Regions from separate parts of the Homo sapiens genome. Here region 1 is linked to region 2. The links are chromatin loops, found by intact Hi-C in ENCODE. Cell type or tissue: left lung. All regions are shown on one strand. Links, peaks and the distances in the headings refer to the core of each region. The heading gives the core; the rest is flanking DNA.

Region 1 (5,353 bases), core at 276-5,275, 65 kb before region 2:
GGCGGTCGTCCTGCAGTTGAAGCCACAGCCCCACCCCAGGCCCCACCCCCTCCCCTTGCCCCAGCCCCGCACTCACCTGGGGGCTGCCAGTGCTGAAGCCCAGGGTGGGTGTGGTGGGCACCGACATGGAGTGGGGGCCCATGGGGGAGCTGATGACCGAGAAAGGCGGGCCCATGCCGTTGATGGGGGAGCTCAGGGTGCTGATGGGAGAATGCAGCTGTCCCGGGGAGCCGATGCCAGGCCCCAGGGACGGGTGCAGCGAGGGGGCAGCCATGGAGCCTCGCCCCGTCGGGGAGGTGAGGGAGGAGTTCACCTGGGTGGAGAAATCTGCAAGACAAGAAGCCGCAGGAGAGTGGTCAGTGCAGGTGACTCCAGGCCCCACCAAATGCCTGCTCCCCCCAGCTACAGATGCACGCACCTGCGGGAAGACCCCGGCACCCTCAAGGTGGCCCCGTGGGTCTCGACAGCTCTCTGACGCAAATTCACACTCACTACGGGCCAGGTGTGCCCAGAGCTCCCCTCCAAGGTACTGTTCTGCGCCTGACCCCGGCTTTAGGCTGGGCCTGCGGCAGACGCAGGAAGAACCCGCTGTGAATGAGCCCCAGGATGCCCGCCTGGGTCGCTCCAACCCTCAGCACTCCAGGCCCGTCCACCTGGGAAAGCAGTGGGAGGAGTGGCTGGTGGCCGGGACTAGTCAGCCCCTCTGCCCATCTCCACAGGGACTCAAGGTGAAGGTCTGGGAATAATCATGAAAGGCAGAAAGGCTGATGTCGCCGAGCACCTGCCGTGTACCAGGACCTGGTCAGTTCTGAGCGTGGGTAAATTCGTGGATTTGGGAGGTCAGCAGTGAGCACCATGATTCTCCCATTTTACAGATGCGGGAAGCCAGGCCCTGAGTACTCAGAGCCACCTGTGGCCAAGCCAGGACTGGCGGCGCCTGCTGACCCACTCCCATGTCTGTGGCCCTAACCAGCAGGCCACACTGCCTGGACCTGCTCAGGTGCCACAGCAGTGGTCGCCCGGGCACCGGACGCTCAGGCCCCTAGCTCCATGCTCTGAGGTCTGTTTGAGGGGACCAGATGGGTGGAATGGGGCACCTCTCACGTGGGCGGTGGGCTGGACGCTGCTGGGTGGCTTTGTGCAAGGCCTTGGTGTGTGCCAGGAACAAGAGGGCAGCCCATAGGGCCGCAGGAGAGGCTGGGACCTCCCACACTCCCGCCTTTGAAATCAGAGATTTCAAAGCCCCAACCACACTTCAGGAGGTGCCCCCCTGCCCCGCACCCTGGAGGCTGGCACTGCAGAAGGGAGGCTCCCAGGTGGCGAATCCACTGCCCATGGGCCTGAGCAGACCACTGGGAAATGTCGGAGCCCACCCAAGGCAGCACAGACGGCAGCAAGTGCCGGGAGCTGGAGGCACTGCCTGCCTGCCCCCACCCTATCTCCGACGGGCTGGGCACACGGGGCAAGCCACTCTCCCTCTCTGGGCCTCAGCCTTCCCATCTGCAGAATGGCTCTCAGGCCCTCCGTGCCTTGACCTGTGGCAATCACAGGCACTTCTGGGGAGTCGAGCAGGACCATGAACACATAGAGTGGCTATGACTGAGCCCACATGCCCCAGGTCAGGGGACACCCCTGGCTCCACCCCTCCCCAGCCCCAGGAAGACTTCACCTCCCCAAGCCTCAGAGCAGCTGTGTCCAGGGCACTGGCTCACTCGCTGGGTGCCAGGCTAGAGCGGGAGGAAGCCCTGGGCCAGGCCTCTCATGGGCATCTGCCTCCTGTGCACCCTGCATCTCAGGAAGACATGGCATGAGCTTTAGGATGCCACCACCACTCGGCAGCGTGGAAACTCGGGCCACTCCTGACCCCATCCAAAGCCAGCACTCTTCTTACCTCACACAGCTCTGCTGCCCCCAGCACCTGGCCAAGGCCAGCTCAGAGGCAGCAGGAACACAGAGGTTCTGCCACCCTGTGCCCACCTCTGCTCAGGAGCATTTGCCCATTCTTGTCCAGCAGCCTCAGGCCTGCTCCACACACCCCCTCTTGCTTCCTCTCCCAGGGAGGAAGGTGCAGAAAGGAGGCCTGGAAGCCAGCACTGCCCTGATTCAGCCAGCACTGCTCAGATTCAGCCAGCACTGCAGGGGCCTGGCTGCCACTAGTGCCCCATCGCAGTCGGGGTACAGACCCCACCAGCAAATGAGCCTTGTCTGACCCACTGGAAACCTTCATCATTCACAATATTGGGAATAAGCCATTTCATTGAACTAAAAATGCAGACTTAAGGAATTCCAGAACCAGATGTTGGTGGCACCTACTGGCTAAGACAGGTACTGCAAACCAGCCCTATTGGTCATTCAACTCCTGGGAGGAGGACAGGCAGGACCCACATGTAGATATCAAACACATGCAGCCCAGAGGTCTCCACATCCAGAATCCCCAGGTGCAGAAGGCCAGGGAGAGAACAGCTAGGAGCTGACAAGACAAAGCAGGCAAAAGAGTGTGTCCAAGACAGACAAACACAAAATCAGGCTGCTCACGAGTCTATGAAATACCTGCATAACCTGATGTTACTGATTCCTGCAACTCTTGGAGAAGCTACCACCACCAGCCTGTGACAGACAGGGAAACTGAGGCATAGAGAAGGTGTGTGATGAGAACTGCCCCAAAGGCACACTCCCAGAAACCTGCAGCTGCCCCTAGGCCAGGCAACCATGCCCACCAGGGCACTGCGGGGACCCTGGGAATGCCACATGGCTGCCTCATCACAGCCCCACCTCACCCACCTTCAGCTGACCCCTGCCGGAGGAAACCTGAGCCAGCTTCTTCCTTTACCAAGCCTCAGTTTCCTCATCTGTGAAATGCAGACAGGCACGCGTACTCAGCAGCAAGTTCTGCTCAGCCCCAAATCCACACAGACTGAGCCTGGACCAGGGCTGGGCCCTCCTTATCCAAGCCAATCCAGGGAAACACTGTGCTGACTTCAAGGCAGAAGGGACAAGAAAGCATGACTGTGCACAAATTGGCTTTGCAGCCATCTCCACCAGGTAGCCCTGGGAGCACCTGGGAGGAGGCCGGGCCATGCAGGGAGCCCAAACCTCAGCACTGCATTCAGAAGCCGGGCCTTGGAATGGCCTGATCTGAGGCCCTAGGCACCCCTGGGAAGGCCGCCCACCTTTCTTCCTGGCCTCTGGGAAGAAGATGGGAATTTTAAGGCCATGGGAGAAGACACTCCTGGATTCTTTCAGCTTCTCCACCCACCCCCTGCTCCAGATGTAATCTGGGAAGACTGGGGAGTCAGGGGGACACTGAGTTGGAGGAGGGGACTGGAGGGTTTCTGGGACAGCCTTCCAGGGCACCTCAGGAGCTGAATTATTTAAGCCAGCTGCCCCTGGGCCCTGCTCCCAGCCCTTCCTGTTTACACAGACTCCGTCCATAGCAGACACCTTCCCAGAGCCTGGGTGACAATAGGCTGGGTGTGTTTTCTGGAATCCTCTAGAGAGAGATGCTTTTTGGCCAGGAAGAGGACATTAAAAAAGAAGAGGCAAAAAATGCCTCGACATCCTCTACTCACAGCAAAGGGCCCCGTGTGTGGGCTCTGTCTCTTCCAGGTCATTTATCCGTCCCCACCCCTGATTAAGTGGTGGCTACCATAGGCGTTATTCTTAAAACATCCTACTTTGGGGCCGGGCAGGGTGGCTCACACCTGTAATCCCACAACTTTGGGAGGCTGAGGTGGGTGGATCACCTGAGGTCAGGAATTCAAGACCAGCCTGGCCAACATGGCAAAACCCCATCTCTACCAAAAATACAAAAATTAGCTGGGCATGGTGGTGCACGCCTGTAATTCCAGCTACTTGGGAGGCTGAGACAGGAGAATCGCTTGAACCTGGGAGGCGGAGGTTGCAGTAAGCAGAGATCGCGCCATCGCACTCCAGCCTGGGTGACAAAAGCGAAACTCTGCCTCAAAAAAAAAATAAAAAATAAAAAAATCCTACTTTGGACTTGCAGGGGCACTTGTTACCAGCTGGTCTTCACTGACTTCCGTGGCCCTCCAGGTTCACCCCCAAACCACAGGGACAGCCTCAGACACTCAGACCCAACCCGGGAGCCAGCAGACACACAGCCCTCCCCACACAAGGGAGCGGCAGAGGGGCCTGAGTGGCAAAACTGAATGGCGGGATCTGGGAACCTCAGAACCTGAGCCATACAGGGCCCCACAATCCCAGACCCTCACACCCCTTACACCCACCGTGCCCACTTAGGGACCACAGGCAATCAGTGTGACTCCGAACCCCAGGCGAGGAGGAGCTCAGGAAGAACTCAGGGACCTCCAGGGCTAAACGGAAGAGCAGAAAGCAGGCCCTGATCCCGGCAGGGGCAGTGCCCAGTAGCCCCAAGGCGCCTCTCACAGCTACTAGATTTCTATCCAGGAAGACTGCACAGAAGAAGTGGTGGAGTGATCACTCCCTTGGCACAAAACTGACTCTAAAGTGCAGATACCTGGAGGCCGGGAGCAAAAGCCTTGTACCAGAGATGAATGCCCCGGAATGCCAGCACCCAGGGCAGGCACAGAGCAGCTCCCTGGGCCCCCAGATGGCAGATCCTGAGTGTCGGGGGCTAAGCGGCAGGTTTAGTAACATTGAAGTAAGGAATGTTCTTGTCCTGACTGCTGCCCAGTGACGGCACAGGCTGCTCCGCGAGACGGTGAATTGCCACCCCAGGTGTATGCAGGCACCACTCAGGACCCCAGGGACACTCACACCCCAGAGGGTCTGCTGGAAGAGGGAAGGGACACCCTGTTGACCAAAGTTCCTGAGCTGCACAGTTCCCTCCAGAACGCTCACCAGTGCCAGGATGCTTCTGCTCCCTGGACCCCAGAGCAGGAAGCCTGGGGAACCCCCACCAACTCCCTTCCGGCCTCTGCCTGGCAGGCGGGGGAGGCAGAGAAGGTGGCAGGAAATGCCAGTCTGACTGTGGTGGGGGCGGGGGTGAGCCCTCAGGACTCCAGCCCCCTCCTGGGCAGCCAGGGAACCTCCGGCCCTTGGAGAGGGGAACTCAAAATCCCCACATCCCTTTGGAATCTGCAGGGCCAATCGCGGCAGGGTCTGAGCAGGCCACAGGCTGGGGCCGAGTGATCAGGTCACCTGTCTAGATGAAAAACAGAGGACACCCGGACCATCCAATCTGGCGCCCCAGGAAGCCCAGCGGAGGGAAGGACGGCGTTCTAAATGGGGGAGCTTGGGGTAGGGTCCCGTGGGCTCCACGGTGGGGAATCCAGGATGGTGCAAAGGAAAGGCAGGGTGCCCGGGAGGAGGGAGGAGCTCGGCCTGCGATGAGGAAGCCCACTGGGTAAAC
Region 2 (5,353 bases), core at 204-5,203:
TTTGAGAAATCAACTTTGCAAGGAACGGGCTCACCCGTCACATTTCTGAACCTGAGGGGCGGAGGGGATCAGTTGGCTGACCACATGAATTCGTGCCACAAACTTCATGAGGCTTATATGGCACCTGGCACTGTGGGCTCCGCAGCCACAAAGATCCAGAGCCAGCTCCGAGCCATGAGAGGGGGTGCCTGGAGCCAGCCCTGTCTTGAAAAAGACTCTGAGGTCTGAGGGCCCCACGGGAAGAGGAGCAGGGCCCATTCAGCGACATCCACCAAGGCTCCGGCCGGCCACAGGGGCACAGCGGCACACTTCCAGCCGTGGACTCTGCCTGGCATCCTTCCTTCTATTTTCCAAATGAGGAAATCAAGACGAAGAGGGAAGAAGGAACGTGCTCCAAGTCACAAAGTCCATGTGGCAGAGAAGACCCGGGCTGTGAGCATGCCATTGCCCAGGCCCACTGTCTGCAGGGGCCTGGAGACCAGCTCTACGTTGCCGCTAAGGGGTGACGCCCCCTGTGATCCCAGCCTCAGGAGAAGGTGGGTCACACAGGACAGAGGGGTGGATGGCTCTGACCTTGTGCCCAGGAGACTGAGGGGAGGGAAGAGGAAGGCCCCACTGCCCTTCCAGTCCTCACCCCTCCACTGGGCCCGGGATGGTGCGGTGGTGCTGCCTGCCAGGCCCGCCTTGCCACTGTCTGTGCCCAGAGTGACCTGGCACCCCTGACGAAGGCCCCGCCTCCCTGCCCTACACCTCGACCTTGATCCTGGGCAGAAAGTCCATGAAGGGGTGGGGTAGGGGCAGCTCCACCGCCTCCCGTGGACTCTGCTCACGGTCAGAGCTGTTTTCCTCCCTCCGGGTGGGGAGAGGGCGAGAAGCCATCCAATAGCCTTGCACTCACACAGGGGGCTCCCGGGCAAATGGCGCCTAAGCTGCCCACAGGGAGAGGCAGGGACCAAGGCAGGACCACAGGGCACTACAGGGACAGACCAAGGGGTATAGGAATAGGTGGTAGGGAAGGGCCCCAGCCGTTCCTCCCAGTAGTGGACACACCCTGGGAGCCAGGGCCCCGAGGTGGGGTACCGCACATGGGCGCCGGTAGGAGTCACACTCCAGACCTGGGCAGGAAGGAGAGGGGACATCAGGCCAGCTGGGGGCGGCCAGGCTGCAGCGAGGCCCACCCCTAGCCTGAGCTCCTCCCAGGGTTAATTATTCCCAGGCCAGCTGACCATAGCCTCATGCTCACAGGGGTCCCCACCAGCACAGACCTGGAAGCCAGCCAGCAAGGGGCAGGCCAGAGGAGCCTGGTCACACAGTCAGACCCTCAGAAACCCTCCAGGGAAGCCCCTACTTACGCCCGCACGGGCATCCCTTCCCCATACCCTTGGCTAGAACCAGATCCCCCTGGAAAGAATCCATCCATTCTCTCTGCCTTGATTCCTTCCCCACTTCCCACCCAACAAACTCCTACTCATCCCTCAAAACCCAACTACATCACCTCCTCTGTGAAGCTTCCCTGACCTCCCCCAGGCAGTTTATGGGTGAGACAACTGAGGCCTAGTGAGGTGAATTTGCTAGCCCAGGGCCATACAGCCTGTGACTCAGAGGGGCGCTCACTCATCGCATGGGGCAGCCTACCTCACCAGTTAGTTTTAGACATGAGAAAATCAGTGAGAGGTGCCTAATGAGGTGGGAGAGGCTACAGAGCCACATGACACTAGGTGGAGGCCTGGCCTCCATCCTGGGGACAATGGGGTGCCATGGAAGGTTCCAGGCAAGGAAGGTCAGTGCCCAAAGAGAGAAGGACTAGCCTGGCCTTGAGTGATAACCGTCATGGGGACTGACCCCACTCATCTGTGGCCCCTACTGCCTCTGCTCTGCCATGCCCCCAGGCCACCTCTTCCCCATTATAAGCTGCACATCCCGAAAGCGCTTCACCACAACATGCCCAGTCCACATCCAGACCCACACCCACCCTGGCTAGCTCAGAGCCCACGGCTTCCTGGACGCCAGCAACCCAGGCCCTACCCCAGCCCAAGTCCTGTCCCCTCAGCTGGGGAGGGCATAGAGCCATTTCCCAGGGAGCTGGTCCCCAGGGTGCCACCCTGACCAATGGCCAACAGCATATCAGAACAAAGCCAGGGTGCCAAGAAGGCAAGGCAGAGGCTTTGACAGCCAGAGGGCCCCAGGGAAACTGAAGCCCACAGAGGGGAAGGGACCTGCCCAGGGCTACACAGCAGCCTGGTCAGAGAGCAGCCCCACCATGTAGAGAGCTGAGTTCGAGGGACGGCTCAGCACACACTGCCACCGCCACAGCCCATGCTATCACTGCGGCAGTCAATGACACTGCTGCCCAATGCCCAGTCCTATTTCTGAGGAGCAAACTGTCACCTTGGTGGCCCTCTGCACACCAGGCCTGGGTTGACAGGAAACCAGGAGCTGGATGCGGCCTGCCAGCCTCTCTCCAAGGTACCAGATACATCCTCCCCAAGCACAGGCACTGAAGCCACTGCTGACAGGCAGGAGAGGTGCTTCTGATCCCACTCTCTAAGTCAAGCGAGTCCTTCCTGCATACCTGTACTGGGTGCTGCAAGGATGCCCTCGCCTCAGAAGGGCCCTGCCCTCAGGAAGCCTGGGAAAAAAGAGGCTGGATGGGTGGCTGGCACGTGGAGAGCTCCCATCCGCCAGGCACCTCCACCAGCAGCGGCCTCAACACCTAACACAGGCGTGGGATCACTCCACGGCCCTCAGGCGGGAGGAAACTGGGCAATAGTCAGGCACAGACCCAGCAGGCTTGCCAGCGGGAGCTGAATGCAGGCTCTGGGCACCAAGTCCAAAGCTGCAGCCCCACCCCAAGCCCTGTACCAAGGGGGCTGCTGGGCACCAAGGATGGCAGGTGGGCTCTGGCTGGGAAGGAAGGCTGAGCCTGCACAGGTGGAGAGGGAAGAGCAGGCAGCGGGAGTCCCGGCAGAGGCACAGGGCTGCCCAGGCCCGAGAGCGCCCGATTCAGAGGGGCTCGGACACAGCAGCTGTTGGGAGCCCACCCCAGCGACTCCAGCCACCTGTGCTGTCACTGCCTGACCTCTGCCCAGGGCCAGTGTGGACACTTAAGCTAAATTGGTCAATTACAGGATACTTAGATCCCTCCCCGGGGCTTCCCAGCCTCACTGCATTCTGGGCTGCAGCACCAGGAAGCCTGTTGAATCAGTAACCTCATTACAGCCGGCGGCCGCACCCGGGGTTGTCTTTGAACTCCGAGGGTTTATCCATGGCGGCTGGAGGATTTACACACGGCCTGGCCCAGGCCCAACTCACTCTCCCCTCCCCTCAGCGCCAGAGGCTCCAGACCCCGCACGCACGGCAGCAGTCTGCGCCGACACCCATCACCCCCAGCCCTGGCCCCGGGTACAGCTGGGGAAACCGAGGCCCAGCTGGAAATTACTATGGCTTAGAGGGCCAACAGAGGTGCGGGGAGGCCAGGCACGGCCTCTGGGTCACCCCAGAGGTAGGACTGTGACCAAGGGCTTCCCGGCATCCCTCACCCCAGCAGGCAGTGCCTGGAAGAGGAGCTGGGGCTGAAGCCTATCATCAAAGACAGATGTGGGCTGTGCAGGACAGACCCCGTGGCAACTTCTCACACAGAGACCCTGAGAGGCTCTGATCCCCTGAAGGACCCCTGAATGTCCCACTCCCCAGCCCCAAAGTCTGGTCCCCTCCATGGTCTCAGCATCCCTGATCCGGCCCCAAGAGGCCCGGCTGCTCTACTCCCCCTGGACGGCCTGCCCCCTACTTCATCCAGAGCCTGGGGAGTGCAGGGGGGGCCGGAGCCAGGGCCAGGGAAAAGGTGCCTCACCCATACCCGTGCCCGGGAAAGACGACCCCCAGGCCAGCCCAGGGACCTGGCCTAAGCCCCCAGGAAGATGCTAGGAATCCTCCCCCCTTCCCAGGCTGCCATGCTGAGGAGCCCAGCCAGGGCAAGGGTGCAAGGCCATTCACAGGGGCCCCAAGGCCCACCTGAAACCAGTGAGCCACCTGGAGAGAGTCACTTCCTCCTTCCAGGCCTTGCCTGGCTGCCTCCAGACCACCCTCTGCACAGCACTGGTGGCCTCATTCCAGCCATGAGCACCACACTGGGATCCCCCAGTCTCCGGGCACCCATGCACCTACGCCCGGCACACAGGCCCTACCCAGCCTCACCTCACACGTGAACCCCCTCCTGGTTCCAGCCCTGCAACCCCACCCTTGCGTCCTCACCCTCTTCACCCCCTCCAGGCCAGACCTTGCTGTCCCTACCTCTGGGCACCCCTCCCCCACCCCTCCTCCACAGGCAGCAGGACCAGGCCAGCACCCAGCGGGCGCTCCCTAAGCCACGTGTGGACAAGCCCACCAGCAATCCCCGCCTCCCCAGCCAGGGTTGTCAAGGCTCTGCCAGGTCACCCTGGGAAGGCTGCGGCGGACGCCTGCATGCATGGGGTGGGCCGCGTGTGCTGGGTTAGGACCTCAGAAAGAACTGTGCCCCTACCCTGCCCTGCCCTGGGACCCGGGGGTCCAATCTCACTCCGTCCACTCCCCCAGGTACCTCAGGAATTTGCTGCAGACAGTGCTGCCCTGGTGGCATGAGGAGGTGGGCAAGCCACAGTTCCAGGCTGGGCCTCTGCTGCTCACCCAACTACAGCTTTCCACCTGGGAGTGGGGACTTCTCCTAGCCACCACCCCAAGCCAAGGACAACCCTGGAGTGAGGATCAAGGGGTCGCCACTCCTTAGAGGGCCTTCAACCAGCACAAGAGGCCAAGATGCCCAGTCCCAGGGCACAGAGCTGGCATGGTGAGACCTCAGCCCTCCACCAGGGTCCCCACTGAACAAAAACCTCACTCACTCGGGCCAAGACCAGCAATGGGGCTCCTGGGAACCAGCATGGGGCATAGACCCAGCCTGGTCGGTGAGCAGCCTCTGAGGATGCTGAGAGGCAGGAGGACCAGGGGCAGCAGAGCCCCCACCCTGGGGACAGGTCCTCCCAGCTGGAGCTCAAGGCGGCCCCCGCCAGTCAAGTGCCGGAGAAAAAGCAGGCCCCACAGCGGGACACAAAGGCTGGCCCACAGACCTCACCCAGGGTTCAGTGTCCCCATCCACTAAGTGGGCTTGTCTCTGTGACACCTCCACAAGGTCCCAAAAATAAAGTCCCTGGCACGCAGCAGGCACCCGCTGCAGCCATCGGCACCTTCGTGGGGGTAGGGTGAGTCCTGGACAAGTTGGGGAGATTTAGAAAAAAAGGAGGCCAACAAACCCAGCAGGGAGCACCATGATCCTTGGGGGACCCCATGAGGCCTGGCTCACTCACGGGCACGCCAGGACACG

The links. A loop is a pair of places that touch in the nucleus more often than their neighbours do. Peaks named below come from ENCODE experiments on the same cell type or tissue, not always from the same donor. Only the 100,000 strongest peaks of a DNase experiment are listed, where the experiment ranks them.
Region 1: a loop joins it to region 2, with 5 times the contacts of the local background. A loop is called at or near these places in 32 of 110 quality-filtered maps.

The regions. Positions count from the first base shown.
Region 1 is chr9:134,396,606-134,401,958 of GRCh38, reverse strand. It overlaps RXRA (retinoid X receptor alpha), which reads right to left. Exons shown (of 10, transcript NM_002957.6): 2 at 77-327. Among named protein-coding and RNA genes, the nearest start is that of MIR4669, 20 kb to the right of the region's middle. RefSeq lists enhancers at 1-428, 429-930, 4,138-5,046. In left lung, for the core only: CTCF peaks have their summits at 2,322 (motif pointing left) and 4,978 (motif pointing left); no DNase peak of the experiment used is centred there; H3K4me3 peaks cover 494 bases; H3K27ac peaks cover 3,589 bases.
Region 2 is chr9:134,331,485-134,336,837 of GRCh38, reverse strand. The region is part of intron 1 of RXRA (retinoid X receptor alpha); the gene reads right to left. Among named protein-coding and RNA genes, the nearest start is that of RXRA, 7.7 kb to the right of the region's middle. RefSeq lists enhancers at 2,235-2,901, 2,902-3,568. In left lung, for the core only: no CTCF peak of the experiment used is centred there; DNase peaks (open chromatin) are centred at 3,277, 3,807, 4,407 and 4,987; H3K27ac peaks cover 453 bases.